Regions from separate parts of the Homo sapiens genome. Here region 1 is linked to region 2. The links are chromatin loops, found by intact Hi-C in ENCODE. Cell type or tissue: dorsolateral prefrontal cortex. All regions are shown on one strand. Links, peaks and the distances in the headings refer to the core of each region. The heading gives the core; the rest is flanking DNA.

Region 1 (8,100 bases), core at 3,735-6,234, 270 kb before region 2:
GTGTGTGTGTGTGTGTATGTAGTTTTTTTTTTTAATCCCCTTTCAAAGAAAGGTAGAATATAACATACAGTGAAAAAAACTAAATTGCAATGGGAGAATATAGTAAATCCTTGATGAAAATCATATTAAAAAACACAATGCATTCAGGAGGCCGAGGCAGGTAGATCACGAGGTCAGAAGATCAAGACCAGCCTGGCCAACAGGGTGAAACCCCGTCTCTACTAAAAATACAAAAAAAAAAAAATTAGCCAGATGTGTTGGTGGGCGCCTGTAATCCCAGCTACTCGGGAGGCTGAGGCGAGAGAATTGCTTGAACCCGGGAGAAGGAGGTTGCAGTGAGCCGAGATCGTGCCACTGCACTCCAGCCTGGCGGCAGAGCGAGATTCCATCTCAAGAAAAGAAAAGAAAAAGAACACAATACGTGTGTAGCTCATGAATACATCTATAGTAAAATATAAAACTGTGCACCAGATACTGACCAGATTCATACAAGTAGCTGCTTTGGGAAGGATAAGAGGAACTAAGACTGGGAGAGGAATTGAGGAAATGTTTCCTTCATCCTAACTCTATTTCTTTATAAACAGTTCTGAGGTAAGAACAGCCAGCTGGTGACACTGGAGGACTCTGAGTGATAGGATTCCTAGTGTTTGCTGGTGTTTAGTCTATATCTAGTGCATAGTTTTCTATTTTACTACGTATGCATGAACTATGCATATTGTTTTGTGTATTTTACAAAATTTTCATCAGGGATTTGCTATGATCTCCCCTGATTCTCCTTCATACATTTTAGGATGGTAGCTGATGTGTTAAAGCTCCGTTCATAGTCAATGGGACACTTAGAGCTGGCCAAGACTCCCACTTTTTGTTCCTCGTGACCCCTGAGATGTTTTATGACCCAGCTTAGGTTTGAGTCCATGTTGCATCTAGACCAGAGCATAGGCACTTATAAAAGGTGGGTCTTCTTGGGGGCAGACAGGGACCCAGGAGAAATGGGGAGGCAGGACGGGTGGATGAGGCACCTCTAAAGCTCTAACTTCTCTGTCCACTCCCTTTTTCAATACCCCCCGACCAGGTTAGCGCACAGAGCAAATGAGGAGCAAGCACTCTTCTTTATCCCATACGGGGATCTAGGAGTTGCTATCTATGAACAGGAAGGTCAGTGTCTCTCAAGTATCCCAGGGATGAAGGGGCAAGTACTTTTTGAAAAACAAGATACGTCCATGGTCTGTAGGGTACTTCATTTTCCCCTTCTGAAATGGGGACATTAACAATTAATTTAGCTGAAGAAATGGAAAGCAACTTTTAAAAAGGTACTCTAACGATAGAAATTTCTTGGAGAAATTCAAACTCAGATAAAGCATTGTAAAAATGTACGGGAAGAGGGCTGGAAGTGTTTACTTGGTGGATTTGTGACTGTATGTGCCCGCAATAGAATCCAGAGTCCTGCTCCTTTACTAAGAATGAGTTAAGAAGTGTTGGTTTGAAAACAGCCTATTTGTCAGAACTACATGTCAATGAAACTGAAATGTGCAAACTCACCTTTGTGGGTCATGGTCTTCCTTGTCCCATGCTCATTATTTAAACTGCTTCACGAGTCCCTGCATACCTGGGAAACCTACATAAAGGGGAGCCCAGAGCTTTTGCATGGCTGTGCTAGCCCGCAACTCACTGTTCACACCTTTTGTCTGAGGAACTAAGTTTGTAGCTTTGGTTTTCTCCTCTGCTCCCCAAAGCCTTCCATTAGGTCTTAGCAGTAGTTTGTTCACAGTAAGAATAGCAATCCCTTACTTTCCAAAGGTAGAAAAAAGGAAAAAGGGTTATGATCCTGCCAGTGCCAAGAGAAGTCAACTTTGAGGTCTTGCACCCTGTTTCTGAGCCCCAAGCTATCCTAGCATCTTCCTGTCCCATCCCAGGCAAATGTAACGATAAGACCACAACTGGTGCATTCAATGAGGAAAATGCCTGGAGAGAGAGGTTCTGCTTCTGTAGCATGTCTGTCTGTGGCCTCTAAGCCTGCTTTCCGCCTCTGCTCTCCAAAGAGAGGCCAAGAGAGATTATGTGCCTGGTTTATTCTGGGTTGGAGACTTCCCGTCCTTTGCCGTGTTTACCCAAAGTGAGGTCAGCCTCATTCAGAAATTGGTGCGGTTGTTTTATGTCAGTGACATTTATAATTAAAATGTAGCCACAAGCCGGGATTGGTAAAACATTAGAGAAAGACAGAGAAGGGGAAAAATCGAATTTGGGGGAAAATAATTCCAGTGGTAAAAAATATATATATATGCATATACATATATATAAATATATATACACATCTATATATATATATATATATATATATATATATATATATATATACACACACACACACATATATGTAAATATATATGAAAAAAAAAACCTTATCTTAAAAGGTGTCTGCTTCTTTAAGGTCTGAAAAAGTTGTCTGGAAAATTTTGATACAGTCCAGAGACTGAATGACATATATATATACACACACACATATATATCATATATATATAGTATATATACACATATATATCATATATATATAGTATATGTGATATATTATGTGTGTGTGTGTGTGTGTATTTTAAAGTTTATGTATAAAAATCCTCTATGTAATCAGATGAGGGTTGTGGGGAGGAGGGCAAGGAGTCCTTCCCATCACATATGACCGAGGTGAGAGAACCCTGTCGCGGAGTACATTCCTGCCTGGAGACCTCCCCTTCTCTCTGACTTCTGGCAGTGGGGTCCAGCTCTCCCCATCGTGGTCATTTGAAAAACTGTTTTGACTTCGGGTCTATGTTGGTGGGGAATAAAGTGCCTTAACTGCTAGGTGCTGAGTGATCCCAACCAGAAAATAGAAGTCTGGACTCCCCTAAAGCAACAGGGCAGGAGGCATTTCATGAAGAGGAATCTGCCCTTTAGAAAGGGCTGCAAGGTAGGATTGTTTTGACCAGTGAACTCTGCTAGCGCCTTTAGGATGTGGCTTGATTTATAAATATTTGATTGGCACGCACTTTGCTTAAGAACATTTCCATTTGTGCAGTGAGTGGTGCCGGTAATTCTGCTCCCCACGTAGTCTCTTGCGTGCTTGGGGAGCTGAGGAGTTGTGGGTGTGGCAGGCAGCTGAAGGTTTGGAATGCTTGTGAGGAAATTATTCTCTAATTATTGTTGCAGTTATTAATCCCATTGAGGGATAAGTCATGGTCCCCCTTCACCTGAGAGGAAACTCCCCAGAAAGATCAGAGTCAATCACAGAGCAGACTTGCCCTGCCAGAGGAGTGAGATGGGGCGGGGCTTGCTGCACCTGTGTCTGGGCACATTATGCCTCTGTGTCAGGCCTCAGGGGCTTCAACCCAGATAGTCCCAGAGAAGCTGGGACAAAGAGTCACCCTCAGTTCTGCGAGCAAGCATAGCATTCACTTAATCTAACAGACTTGAAAGGTCAGCTGGTTAGGTGAGGAAGGCTCAGGAATCCCGGAAGAATGATGATCAATACCATTTTTTTTGAGCACTTATGTGCCTAGCAGTGTGCTAAACACTCTTACAAACATTATCACATTAAAACTCCTACGTTCCTATGAGTGGGTGCTGTTGTCATTCTTGTTTTTAAAACAAGGAAACTGAGGCACATTGAGAAGTAACTGTCCCAGGATGATACAACTGGTGAACAGCAGTGTTGGGACCCGACCTACACCCATCTGATCCATAACACAGATGTGTTTATTGAATCAGTTTGTGGGGCGGAACCACTGTCATGATGTTGGTGTCGGATGGTTGTGGGATACAGAAGGAGCCTTAATCCTGGAAGCAGAAGATGTGGTTGGTGCCAAGCCCTCCCAGTTAGGAGCTGGTCACGCCTGTCAACTGCAGTGTTCTTAGAGTGATAATAATTAGTAACTTCTCAAGGTTGTGGTTAGGTAGAAGTGAAGGAGTTCAGCATAATGCCTAGCACATATCAGGGCTCATAGATGTTTATTGAATATATTGTTGACTTTGAATTTAGCTGCCACCAATACAATTCAGTCACTTATCAAATTAATGTTTACTGGACATTTTACCAAGTGGCAGGCAATGTGCTAGACACAAAATTTGTAGTGTTGAGCAATGAGAGACAAAGTCCTTGTCCTCTAGGAGTCCAGTAGGAGGGAAAACCATTAAATAATCGCACAAATAAATGGAGAATTATAACCCTGAGGACAGCTGCATGGTACGTGAGACACTCCTCAATGCTTGTGTCCAAAATGGAACTGGCCATCTTCCCCTGGACCTGATCTTCTTCCAGGACCTCCCCCTCTCATGGTGACACCACTTATGTGTCCCCCTGAGCTGAAGCTTAGGGGACAACATGAACCTTCTCACAAACTGTGCCCATCAGCCCTGGAATCTATGCAGCACTCCCTGGCTGATTCTGCCTGGCCTTCCTAGCATGGCAGCGTAACCAATGTTCACAGTCCATATTGGTAATTGCCTGCAGCAGCGATCTAAGGAATGGAAATGGGACAAACCAAAACCACCTTCTCTGCAGGCTAGAAGTCCACCAGTAGAGACATTTTACTCAGGTCTCTATTAGAACAGCCCACACACAAGCATCTGCCCTAGGGTTATACCACTATAAGGAAGGTTAGGTACTTGGAAACTCATTCTCCTAGAGGTAGGAAGAAGATACATTTGCCCAGGAATGATCAATGACTTGGGGACAAAGAGAAGCCGTGAAAGGAGTTATTTCTGCCTTGTAGAGCTCAAAGGCATACGGTTCTATCTTGTGTGATTTGTTTAAATTTTTCGATTGGCTTTTAGAAACGCTCTTTCTGAAGGAAGTCTTAACGTGTGACTCTGTCACTTCAGTCTCTAATTATGCTCAAACTAGTGATCAAGGAATCAAAAATATCTCCTTGCCAGGCCGTGTGGATCACATTTAGTCAGGGAGCATCCGTCTCATGCCTGGCCGAGGCAATTCTGTTTCTGAATAACCCTTGAAACTCAGAAGGGCTCTGGCAGTACCACCACTGGGCAGAAGAGGGCAACAGAACCACATTCAGGGAGTACATCCGTGCCCAGGACTCCTCTCACCTGCAGAACCCTAGTAAATAGAAGTTTCGCCCTTGTGAGGCACACTGGGCAATGCTGCCATTCCCATTCCACAGGTGAGGAAACTGAGTCTCAGCGAGACTAAATGATTTTCCTGAAAATTATCTGGGAACACTAGAGACACTTCAATTTCTAGTCAGGAAAGGACTGGAAGCGTCCCAGGGCTGGGGGGCTTGAAGCTTCTTTCGCAGAGTTTGCAAACAGAAAGAATGCATAATGGCAAGAACGTTAATTGTCCAGGGCTGCTCCAGGTAGAAAGGGGCAGAGTAGGCTTGAACTCGAGCCTGCTGACTCTTCAGTGGAATATCCAGTTCCAGTACTGACAGGTACACGGATGGGCTTCTGGCCACCCACCCCACTTACTCTGATCTCTGTCCTCTTGGTCCTTGTTCTTAGTTCCAGAGTAAGCAAATAATAGGCCCACACAACAACTCCGAGTGTTGGCAGAGAGATGCTGAATCTAAGCCTGCATCTAGCCCCTTGACTTTCCTGGGTGGCAGTACTGTTAAAAAGAGGAGTCTGGAAGGTCCTTCAATACGACCCTGTGTTACCATATGCTAGGCTGATTATATGGAAAGCTTGATGATGATAACTGCAATATGAACCAACACGTGCTGTGCTGTTCCTCTGTGCCAGCCACTGTGCCAAGAACTCTCACTATATTATCTCATTTAACCCTCCCAAGAAACCTGTGAGGCAAGGAATATTAGTATTCTTTTTGTACAAATGAGAAAAGTGAGGGTGAAAGGTGCAGTTGCCCAAGTTCACTTGGAAAATAATCTGGCATTCCTTGAATGCAGAAATCCTCACCTGCACTCCCAGGGCTACGTTGTGCTGCTTTCTAGGGGCTCCTGACATCTTAAGTCAGGCGGCCAAATCCACTGTGGACTCCAGAAGTTGTGCCAGTGTTACACACCCAGAGTGCAGTCTGTTGTGCTAATGATGGAATGGCAACAGTTAAGCCATTTTCCATTGCTACAGAAATTCCAGTATTGGAGCCTTTTTTTACTCCAGAAGTCAAGGTTTCCAGAAGAGCTAGCTTAACCCCAAGGAACATATCATGAAGTTTGTCTTTCCTCTTGGGTTCTGAGGACCGGAGAGCATTCCCTACTTTTTCAGAAAATTGGTTAAGACGTATTAGGAACACTTAAAACCCAGAGGAATTAAAGCTTGTTCGTGTTGTGTGGGGCAGATCACGTGAGTTGTGTATCATGCCTGACACAATGGACTACAATCTAAGTTTGCTAATTTGCAGTGAATATTGCTTATGTATGCTATTTAACAAACTAGAGTCTTTTTTTTTTGCCTCATTCTGACACCTGTTTTTCACTGAGTATAAGACATTCAGCAAGCCCATTTGAAGATAAGCCATCAAAACAAAGCCCAAAAGAGCTAATTCTGCAGCTGCAAGCCCCAGCCTCAGCCTTCCTGCTCCTCATCTCCAGGGTCTGTGCAGTGGGTGGGGAGGAAGGAACAACGTCACCTCGTGTAAACGCCAGCATCCATCCCCATTACCTGTGCATCTGAGGGTACAGCGTGAGCACCAGCGAAGTGGTCATTTGTTCTTAGAGCCTGCAACCTCTGGTGCATGGTCCATGAATAATTAAGACCACCTGATGTATAAACCATCATGTCAAAGTGAGTGTTTTGCATTGCATTTTGAAGCCAGTCCTACAGAAACTTCCTTCCTGCCTGTCTTCTTCTATGTCTCCTGATTTTCCTTCTCTTGATTTGTGGCAAGTTTGACTCTTGAGATTGCTGACCCTCTAAGCAGGGACTGGATCTGACTTTAGGCTTCTTTGTAACCTCTGATGCTGCAGTGGGACTCAGGGAATCTCAGATAACATCACGATAGGACCTGGACACCTAATATCAAACATACACACCAATGCCAGAAGTACCAAAGCAGAAGGAAGAGATTTTTTTATACTTAGATAGTCAAGAAGATTCTTTTCTCTAGAGTCATACCTTCATTTGTCAACACCTCTGAGAACCGGGCTGCCAGGAAGTCCTGGAAGAGATATTCAGCATTTGGCGCTAGTCGCTCCTACTCTCCAGTTTCTATAAGGTCTGGAGAATGACTTTACCACTGCTGGTTACCACAGCCACATCTGCGTGATACGCAGAGGGAAAGCTGCATAATTTATGATGTGTAAGACTACGATTATGAACTGGGATTTCACAAATCAAGCCCAGTGGAAACATAACCAGGAGAGTCAGTTGACTTGAAACGGAGCCCACATCTCTGTGCAGGATTTACCACCATGCCTGTCTGGTTCATCCCATCATGAAGCGTGCAGGCCCCTGACTAGCCTTCGGGGCCAGATCTTTCACTAGTTACAGAAACCTGGGAAAACATACAGCAATTGAGCACCGGCAGCCCGTTCTGTTGGGTCAGCAGAGAGTGCTTTAAAAAACTTGAAATAGGACACGTTTGGGTAAGTGGTGGCCCCCACAAGTCCCTATTTTCTAAACCCAGACATTTTACGCATTTATGTGACTCCACCTCTGAATGTGTCATGCCTGAATAGAACCTTGGAGAAGCAAGTACCTGTACTTAAATGTGCACCTTCCTCCCACCTTGACTACAGAAGATGTCAGAAAGGGAAGGGGGGTGCCATAGAGATGGGCTTACTGTGCTGGTCGCTCCTGTCCCTTGTCCCATCCACTGTGCCATCCGGAAGGATCCTCAGGAAGTGGCCCCCGTTGCTACAGTAGAGGAGTTTGGGCTTCTTGTAATTCCCTGGAGGCAGATTAAACTTCTCGGTCAGGGCTGTGAAGGTGGTGATTTCCCCTTCAGCCATGGCTCAGCAGCTGCTGCTTGTGGCGCTTTCAAGACTGTAAGAAATTGAACAAACCTGTAGTCGGTTCTTCCAGCAAAGGCACAAAATGCACTTTGAAGAGAGGAAGGACAGCTCCAGGGCACAGGGTTCCCGGGTAGTGAGTAAGCACAGCCTGCCCAGGTGATGCCCGCAGTCCGCGGGCCTGTGAGGTGGCTGGTGGTTA
Region 2 (8,100 bases), core at 2,550-5,049:
GAATTGAGTTTCTACTGTCTGCATCTGAGTATCTGGCCGTAGCAAGCCCCTTCTCTACCTCCTTGCCCTGTGACAACTCCATCAGTTCAGTTAAGCTCAGCAAGCAAAGCCGCACCTTCTCTGGGAAGCGTTTCCTGACTTCCTGGGTTATATGGCTACCCTTGGTATTTTCTTAACATCCAGTTCGTGCTTCTGATCCTGTGTTTACCACATTGTGTCCTGATAAACATTGTACCTGTCTGTGCCCTGTAGTAAATATGAGTTCCTCAAGGGCAGAGACTGGGCTTCCATGTCCCCAACATCAGGCAGTGTTGGAACCAAGTGGATGTTACACAGTCGTAGAATCTTAGACTAAGTGGGACCTTATTCCTCACCATCTGCAATTGCTCATTTGACAGATGAGAAAACAGGTCTTATTAAGGCTGATAGCAAGTAGTAGTATGGCTGGGCGAAGGACTTGGGGGTCCTGATTCCCAGGTGAGCAGTTGAGCACTTTCGTTTTATAAGCGACTACTTATGACTGCATTCTCAATCATGGATGTCCACTGGAATAACTTGGGGAGTTTGAAAAATACTGATGTCTGGGACTAAGTCCAGGGATTCTGAGTTAGTTGGAGTGTAGCCTAAACTTAGGGATTTTAAAAGCTTTCCAGGTGATTCTACTGTGTAGTTAAGGTTGAGAATCATTGACTTTAGGGGCTTGGCACACCTTTGTAAGCTTCAGAGACTTGCAGATGGTTTGTGGAGAAGACTTCAGTGAACCAATTAAGTAACATTGAATAACAATAAAAATCACAAAATCAAACAAATTAACACCGCAACACTCTAGTCTTAAATTTCACTCTTCTGAAATAAGTGATCTCCAAATTGAGAAAAAGGCAAATGGGAATAAATTTGGAGACTTGACTTTTTCTGTCCCTTACATTGTTCAGTTAGTTCTTTACTGTGTCCATCTGTGACTTCTGGCATTTACCCGGTTAGTTTCATTGCAGTGGACATGCATGTGGTTTAGGAAAAATAATGCTTTGTTGCAGCGAGATTCCTGGAATAATTAGTTGAGCGAAGAGTGATAAATGAATGACTTAAAAGGAAAAACTGTAAAATATTGTACTGCCTTAGAAAAGACCATAGAATCTTAGCGATGGACAATTCAGCCCACTCGTTTTGCAGATGACGAAATTAGAGCCCAGAGAGGTTAAATGTTTTGCCCATGGTCACACAGTTGGCAGCCAATCAAGAATTAATCCATTCATTCATTTAGTCGTTCAAATATGTTTGAGTGCTGCTTTGTCTCAGCACTCTTCTTTGTTTTGGGGATAGTGGTGGCAAAGTGAGCCTTTACAAGATACTGATGTGTATGTGTGTGTGTGTGCACGCATGTGTGTGTGTGTGTATAAATGTGTAGTGTGTAGTGGTGAACCAGAACACACTTGGTAGGGGAGGGAAGTTGAGTTATGTTGGTAGTCAGGGAAGGCCTCCCTAAAGAGGTGACCTTTAAGCTGAAATCTTAATTACATGAAGGAGCTGTCCCTGTAAGGGTTTGGGAACACAGTGTCTGAAAGAATAGCCAAATGCTACGGCCCTGAGGTGGGACGAGTTTGGTGCGTTTGAGGTGCATTGGAGTGCCAGTAGGTTGGAATGCAGGACCTGAGGGGTGAGCCCTGTGAGATGAAGTTGAGAGGCAGCCAGTAGTCAGGAGGCACAGGTGTCCTGGCTCTAGTCCAGTCCTGTCTTGGTAGAGCAACACAAAATCAAGCTTGGAAGGTTTTTATGCCATCAGATGTCCAGAGGTGTTTCTTTGTTTATTTGTTTTTAACCTAGACTCAGTGTTGATCTACTTTACCCATAACTTGGGTAAATGAATATTTGCAAGAAAATGTCACCGAAGCTTGTAACTTAGACCCCACTCTTTTACCAGTTCCCCTCTGCCCCTTCAGAGGATCGCTTACAGTTTTAGAGTTCCTCATTTTTACTTTTAAATAATCAGTATTAATCATGCATGGGAGGAAGATTATCATGTTTTGAAATGATGACAGTTTTGATTTGACATGCTATTAGTTCGAAGGTTGTAAACAGTTGACATGTACAACACTGCCTCCCCAAATTTTATTTTAAGACATGGGGAGGCATCTCATGCTGGAGCTGCTGTAATTCTTTACTGATACTGCTTTTGTGTCTTCTTTCCCTTACTCTGTTGTTCTTCACCAGATTGAGAATGCCAGCGAGGTGCTCATCACTCCCTTGGAGAAGTTTCGAAAGGAACAGATCGGGGCTGCCAAGGTGAGAATTTTGCAAGCTTTGGTCTGGATTTTAGGGTGAGAGGTCTGGAAAACATAGCACCTTTCTTTAAAACAAAGTCTTCAGAAATGTCTTCAGAAAATCGAAGCCCACCTTCTTCAGAAAATCTTAGGCAGAAAACTCTATAGAGCCCAACTCATCGGTTCTTTACGGGTGACTGAAGTACGACCATCTGAGCCGTCAACCCCGGAGGGGCCATTCTGGTATTTTGTTACCTCATTGTTCTGTGCTTGTTCATAAATCATCCAAAGGTAGAAACCACACCTCATTTGTGTTATTATAATAGATAGCTGTGTGCTTAGACAATTGTCTTTATTGAACAATACATTTGTTTTCGTGGAATTGTATTTTGTGGAGGTCCAGGACTTGCAGCCTAAGCAGGGGTTACAAATTTGTGCCCTGTGGGTACAGGGACTTTCTTTAAAAGGAGGCAGCTGGTACTTAGGTTTAGCTGATTTTTGTTGGGTCTGGAAATGGGCCCTCTCTTGCTGATTCTTTAAATGTTTCAAGACAAACTGAAAAGCCAGTTTTATGTGAAATTTCTTGTTGGCAAATAATTTTAAAATATATATTACCCATTGTGCAGGTCAAAAAATGACATCTGCAGGCCTGCTTCAACCTGGAGATCACCGTTTGTTATCACTGACCTGGAGGGACTGTAGCCTAAGCTTGACTAATTCTAATGTGTTCTTGAGAGACTGCAAAGGGAATCCTGTTCCTTTTTAAAAGGTGGATTCTCCAGGGCTCCTTTGCCCTGTAATAAATCACTAGGAGGGCTGGGCGCAGTGGCTCATGCCTGTAATCCCAGCACTTTGGGAGGCCTAGGTGGGCAGATCACGAGGTCAGGAGTTCGAGACCAGGCTGGCCAATATGGCGAAACCCCGTCTCTACTAAAATAGAAAAATTAGCTGGGCATGGTGGTGGGTGCCTGTAGTTCCCAGCTACTCGGGAGGCTGAGGCAGGAGAATCGCTTGAACCCAGGAGGTGGAGGTTGCAGTGAGCCGAGATCGCGCCACTGACTGCAGCCTGGGCAACAGAGCAAGACTCCATGTCCAAAAAAAAAAAAATCACTAGGAAACTCTAGCTGGTTTGACCTTCGGTAGAGTGTTAGAGGCTACCTGCAGAGAAGATGTTTTCATTGGAATCAATGAAAGCAAAAAGATTTCCAACGTTTTCTTCCTGTTTTTCTGGAACTGTGAGTCAATTCAGCTGCGGTCTCTTACGCCACCTGCAGGGGCTTTTGGGCAACACCACCCTCTTACTTTGTGTGGATTTTGCTTAGTTGCAAAATGAGGTATTCCTCACCCCTACAACACACACACCCCTGAGTGCATCTGCTTTCTGGAAATAGATATGATTAGGGCCTGCAAAAGATGATGTTTAGTCAGGGTCTTTCAGAGGGATGGTTGATTACAGTTTGAAAGAGGGACTGTGGCAAAGACTTTCTCCCAGTTTTAGAGTATTTTCTACTAATTTTAGTTTACACATTTATGAGGAAGTGGGAGCTCACTGGTGCTGTATCAGAGATTAAGGAATGTATAATTTACACAAAGTCTTATTCCACTAAGAATTCATACAGACTGTGAACCAGTCCAGTGATGGCAGTTAATAAGCCGTGAGCGAATGCTCCCTCAGTTCCTGGCAGTGCAGGCCCTGCCCGCAGGGCTCCTCTTGGTGGCCTTGGGGCCTGTGCCTCCCCACTCTTGAACATGCTTGGCAGTGGCTTCCGGGGGTTATGCAGAGCTTGGAGACTGAGGCAGAGCAGAGCTGTTTGTTGAGTCATCTTTTCAGTAGTTACTTCTCCTTCTGAGCACAGATGCCTCTCTCTCTGGCCTCTTCTCTCACTGGCTTGAGGGTTACCATGGTTACCAAGGAGGTGAGGCAAGAGTCTGAGTGAGCTCCCTTTGGGCTTGATACCAGTGATCTTAATGATAGGAGGAGCTACTGTCCCCCGGGGCGGCGGCTGGGGGGTGGTATAGATGGTGACATACTAGAATAAAAGAATTTAAGTAGTCACTCACCAAAGCATGTTTCCCCTCATGCATATTCTATTCTCCTATTCATTAAACCATGAATAATTATTGATTATTAAATAACTTTTGGATGATCACTAAAGAAGAATTGTGATGACATTTGGGTGATGTCTCATCCTTCCCCATTTGTCATTTTTTCCTCCTGGCATGTCCTCCTTTGCATCACTCCACACACACATACATTTATATCATAACATTATGTAAATTTAAGAGACAACAAACAAGCAAACAACAGATCCACTTCTAGGCGACCCAGGGAGCAGTCTCAAGAACATCTCAGAGCCAGCAAGTGCTCTTCAGCTGGTTTGGGTATTGGCCAAGTGGAGGTTCTGAACTCTGTCTGTGCCATGCTAAAATTACTTTTTCCTCCTCCTCCACTCTCTGGTGCTGCTTCGGTTGCCATAACAGCCTGTTGGAGAGTGCACCATGTGAAGGCTGCCAGGGAGGAAGATTCTTGGGCATTCTTATGCTAATGTGCTACTCTGGAGTAGGGCACGACCCCTGGTGCTTGACATAACCATGGCCCTAAGTTTCTATTTCCAAGTTTGAGGAAATTATTTTTTCCTGTATTAGAGGTACATTTGGAATGCTGGACTCTAGAATAAGTATAACAGACATAAGAGAGTAGCGTAGAGAGTGGGTCTACAGCTAGACTGTCTGAATCCAAATCTCACTTCTGCCATTTGCATGTAGACTTGGGGAGGTTACTAAACCTCTTCATGCCTGTTTCCTGATCTCTAAAATGGGGGTAATAATAAAACTTGCCTCGTAGAGTTATTATGAAGAAGAAGTGAGTGAACTCCTATCAAATGCTTAAAACGGTGTCTGTCGTATAGCTACCTGAACATGAGAACAAGGTTGGTCATGTAGTCATTCAATGTTAGTGATTATATTAGATACACACAGTTCATTTGTTTAAAAAATATGTGAGAGCCTGCTCTGTGCCAGCACTGTTCTGTGCCCTGATATTTGGTGGAGAACAAGGCAGGCGTGGTTGCTGTGCTCATGAAGTAGCTGGGGTGAAAGACATCAGACAAAAAGATACAAATAAATGTCTAATTTCCAATTGTAGTAGGTTCTTGGGACGGTTACCTTCATGGCACACAGGACATGGAAAGCAGGTGTGTTCTTGATAAGAAGGAGGCAGGTTTAGGTGATGAGCTCACCACTGTCACCACCATTGCTGACATTTATTGAGCACTTTCCATGTGGTAGGCACCCTGCCAAGCACTGTATGTGGTTTATTTCATTTAACCCTAGAAATCCTTTGAGGAGGGGGTGTTCTTATTTTTATTTTGTTATATGGTCCTTGAGCTGAAAGAAGAAACCCGAGCAATTATCTAATCATCCTCAATTTATAGTTGAGGAAATTGAGTCCTGGAGAGGGATGGTGATTTGTTTCTAGCCAGTCCATATTGAGTTGGGAATAAATTTTAGGATTCTAACTCAATCCTTGACTTAACTACCCCACAGTAGACTCTCTGGAAGGTGAAAACCATCTTGTGTCCTGAGTAATGGACACACTCTCCCATCTTAAGAACATTATCTAAGCTGTAGTACTTTTTTGCTGCAGAGGTCTTATTGCTGTTTTCTCAGGACAGAAACGGCTTCCCTTTCTCCTTATTTTTTTCTCTAACTTTGGGTGTCCTCTTAAACATGGAATGTGGAGGCACAAGTTGCCAGAATGTCCCAGAATGCCAGTGACTCATGTTCCCTGGCCTTTTCTCACCTCTGGCCAGCTGGACTGTCTGGGACCAGGATTCTCCTTTTGGAGTTGCTGATAAGGCTGGTGGGAGCGGATACATGTGAGCAGCATTTGGAGTTGGAGCCCCAGTTCAAAGTTGCTGGTTTCACTAATGGAAAAGAATTGCTTGAGTCAAGTCTCTTGCCTGTACCCTCCTCAAATTTGAAGGAGTAATGTGTCCTCAGGCTTTTTCTTCATTTGCTGCTAAATGTTTAATTGTTCTTGTATGTGAACAGTCTTTTAAGCAAAACTCAGATTCATGGAAATGAGTATGTGTCAGCTAAAATGGATATATGGTTATTCTGCCCACTCTGTGAGCATGTACCAGAGGAGTGGTATTCTGACATAGCGGAGCTTGTTAGGGCTCCGGGTGATGGCTTCTGGCTCCGAGTGTCCTGCCCCAGGGCATTTGCACTTGATGGTTCTGCTCTAGAAGGCTCTACTCTGCTCCTTCTGTATTTCACAGGTAGGTCTCAGCTCACATCTCCCTTCCCCAAATGATGCCTTTCCTGGGTGCCCTATCTACAGAATCTCTGTGACTGCGCCCTGTTTATTTCCTTTGTAGCACTTGCAGCAGTCTATAATTATGCTGATTATTTGTTTACTGGTTAATCATGGTTCTCCTACTAGAACATTTCTACCGTGAGGGTTGGGACCATTTTTGTCTTGTATTTCTGGTGCCTAAAGTAGAGCCTTACACAGAGTGGTTGCTGATTATAAATTTGTTAAAGGAATAAAGAGATGTGTCTGAGCTTCTTTATTTGGCCAGAAAATATTTTTTCTCTTCTAGGCTTTGGAGTTGCAGAAAAACATCCCTATGGGTTCAGGCTCCACATGAGTCAAAAGCAGGAATAATGTACCCAATTAGCAAATTTGATCCCGTTTATCAGCCAAGTGCCAACCTTCTTCCAGCTTCCTTGCCTGCTCTCCCCGTTGGAATGTGGAAGGAAGGCAGACTGCCTGTGACAATCTGTCTCAGCTGTGGTGGAGAACATGGGCTTTGGAGGCACATTGTCCTAGGCTCCAATCCCAGCTCTGTCACTCTCCGTGACTTTTCACAAGTTCACCTCTTTGGGTCCAAGTTTTCTTATCAGTCAAATGGGAGATAGAAATAGAACCACAGTGACCCAATGATTCAGTGGTGGGGAGCAGGGATTAATTATGGTAATTATTTTTCATTTTGAAGACAATAATACGGCTAATAATTTCTTAAAGAGAAGAGAAAAATAACTGTTACCCCATTACCATAACTCAGGTATTTGCCTATAAGTAAATTCCCACCTCATCTTTGTCCATAGGTAGACACACTCTATGTAGGATGCAGCAAGTTTATATAATGCTGTTTTACTTTTCTCTCTAGTTTTCCAATGACTAGTTATGCTTATTGGATGTTCCGTACTTTAATTATGCCAAACGCTATCCTTGGAAGTGATGTTGCTGCTGCTGCTTTTATTTTTCTTTTGCTAGCATAAATGGTGCCGTAGTAAACAAATGTGTGTGAAGATAATATTGTTGTTTTGAATTATTCCTCAGCTTAAAGACCTGCATGTGATATTAAGTGTCAAGAGATATTTAGGCTTACATACCAAGAAGTGTTTTTGGGACAGTATTAAGGCTGGATCTAGCCTTAGTCTAGACTTGTCTCATTCAAGCTGTGAGGATATCTTCCTTCCTTGGTGTTAGCTTCATAGGTACCCCCACTGCTGCTGCTCCCCAGCCCCCAACCCCTGGCTGCCTTCTGGCCTTGAATATCCTTGTGAGTTAGAAAGTAGAAATTTCTGTTTCACAAAGTTCTTAGAGGGGGAATCTTGGCTTTGCCACCATTAGATATTCGTATTTACCTCATTTCTGGTCTTGTCCTGGTTGGTGCCTCTCTGCTAGACACTCAAACTCAGGGGGCTGTTGATGGGTGGCTGCAGGATTTAATGGGCATTACCTGAAAAGTAGGAGCTGAGTCGTCATCTGTGTTCTGAGCAGAAGGATCTTGAGAGATGGAGGCTGCTTTTATTCCTGCAACGTGTTACT

Evidence for each region. Peaks named below come from ENCODE experiments on the same cell type or tissue, not always from the same donor. Only the 100,000 strongest peaks of a DNase experiment are listed, where the experiment ranks them.
Region 1: it touches region 2 in a loop (3-fold over the local background); 39 of 110 quality-filtered maps call a loop at or near these places.

The regions. Positions count from the first base shown.
Region 1 is chr5:142,606,230-142,614,329 of GRCh38, forward strand. FGF1 (fibroblast growth factor 1) reads right to left here. Exons shown (of 4, transcript NM_000800.5): 2 at 7,730-7,932. The coding sequence starts at 7,898. Among named protein-coding and RNA genes, the nearest start is that of FGF1, 76 kb to the right of the region's middle. In dorsolateral prefrontal cortex, for the core only: a CTCF peak has its summit at 5,008 (motif pointing right); a DNase peak (open chromatin) is centred at 5,012; H3K27ac peaks cover 1,269 bases.
Region 2 is chr5:142,877,166-142,885,265 of GRCh38, forward strand. It overlaps ARHGAP26 (Rho GTPase activating protein 26), which reads left to right. Exons shown (of 23, transcript NM_001135608.3): 4 at 2,209-2,280. Among named protein-coding and RNA genes, the nearest start is that of ARHGAP26-AS1, 12 kb to the left of the region's middle. In dorsolateral prefrontal cortex, for the core only: a CTCF peak has its summit at 3,528; DNase peaks (open chromatin) are centred at 3,526 and 4,179; H3K27ac peaks cover 1,464 bases.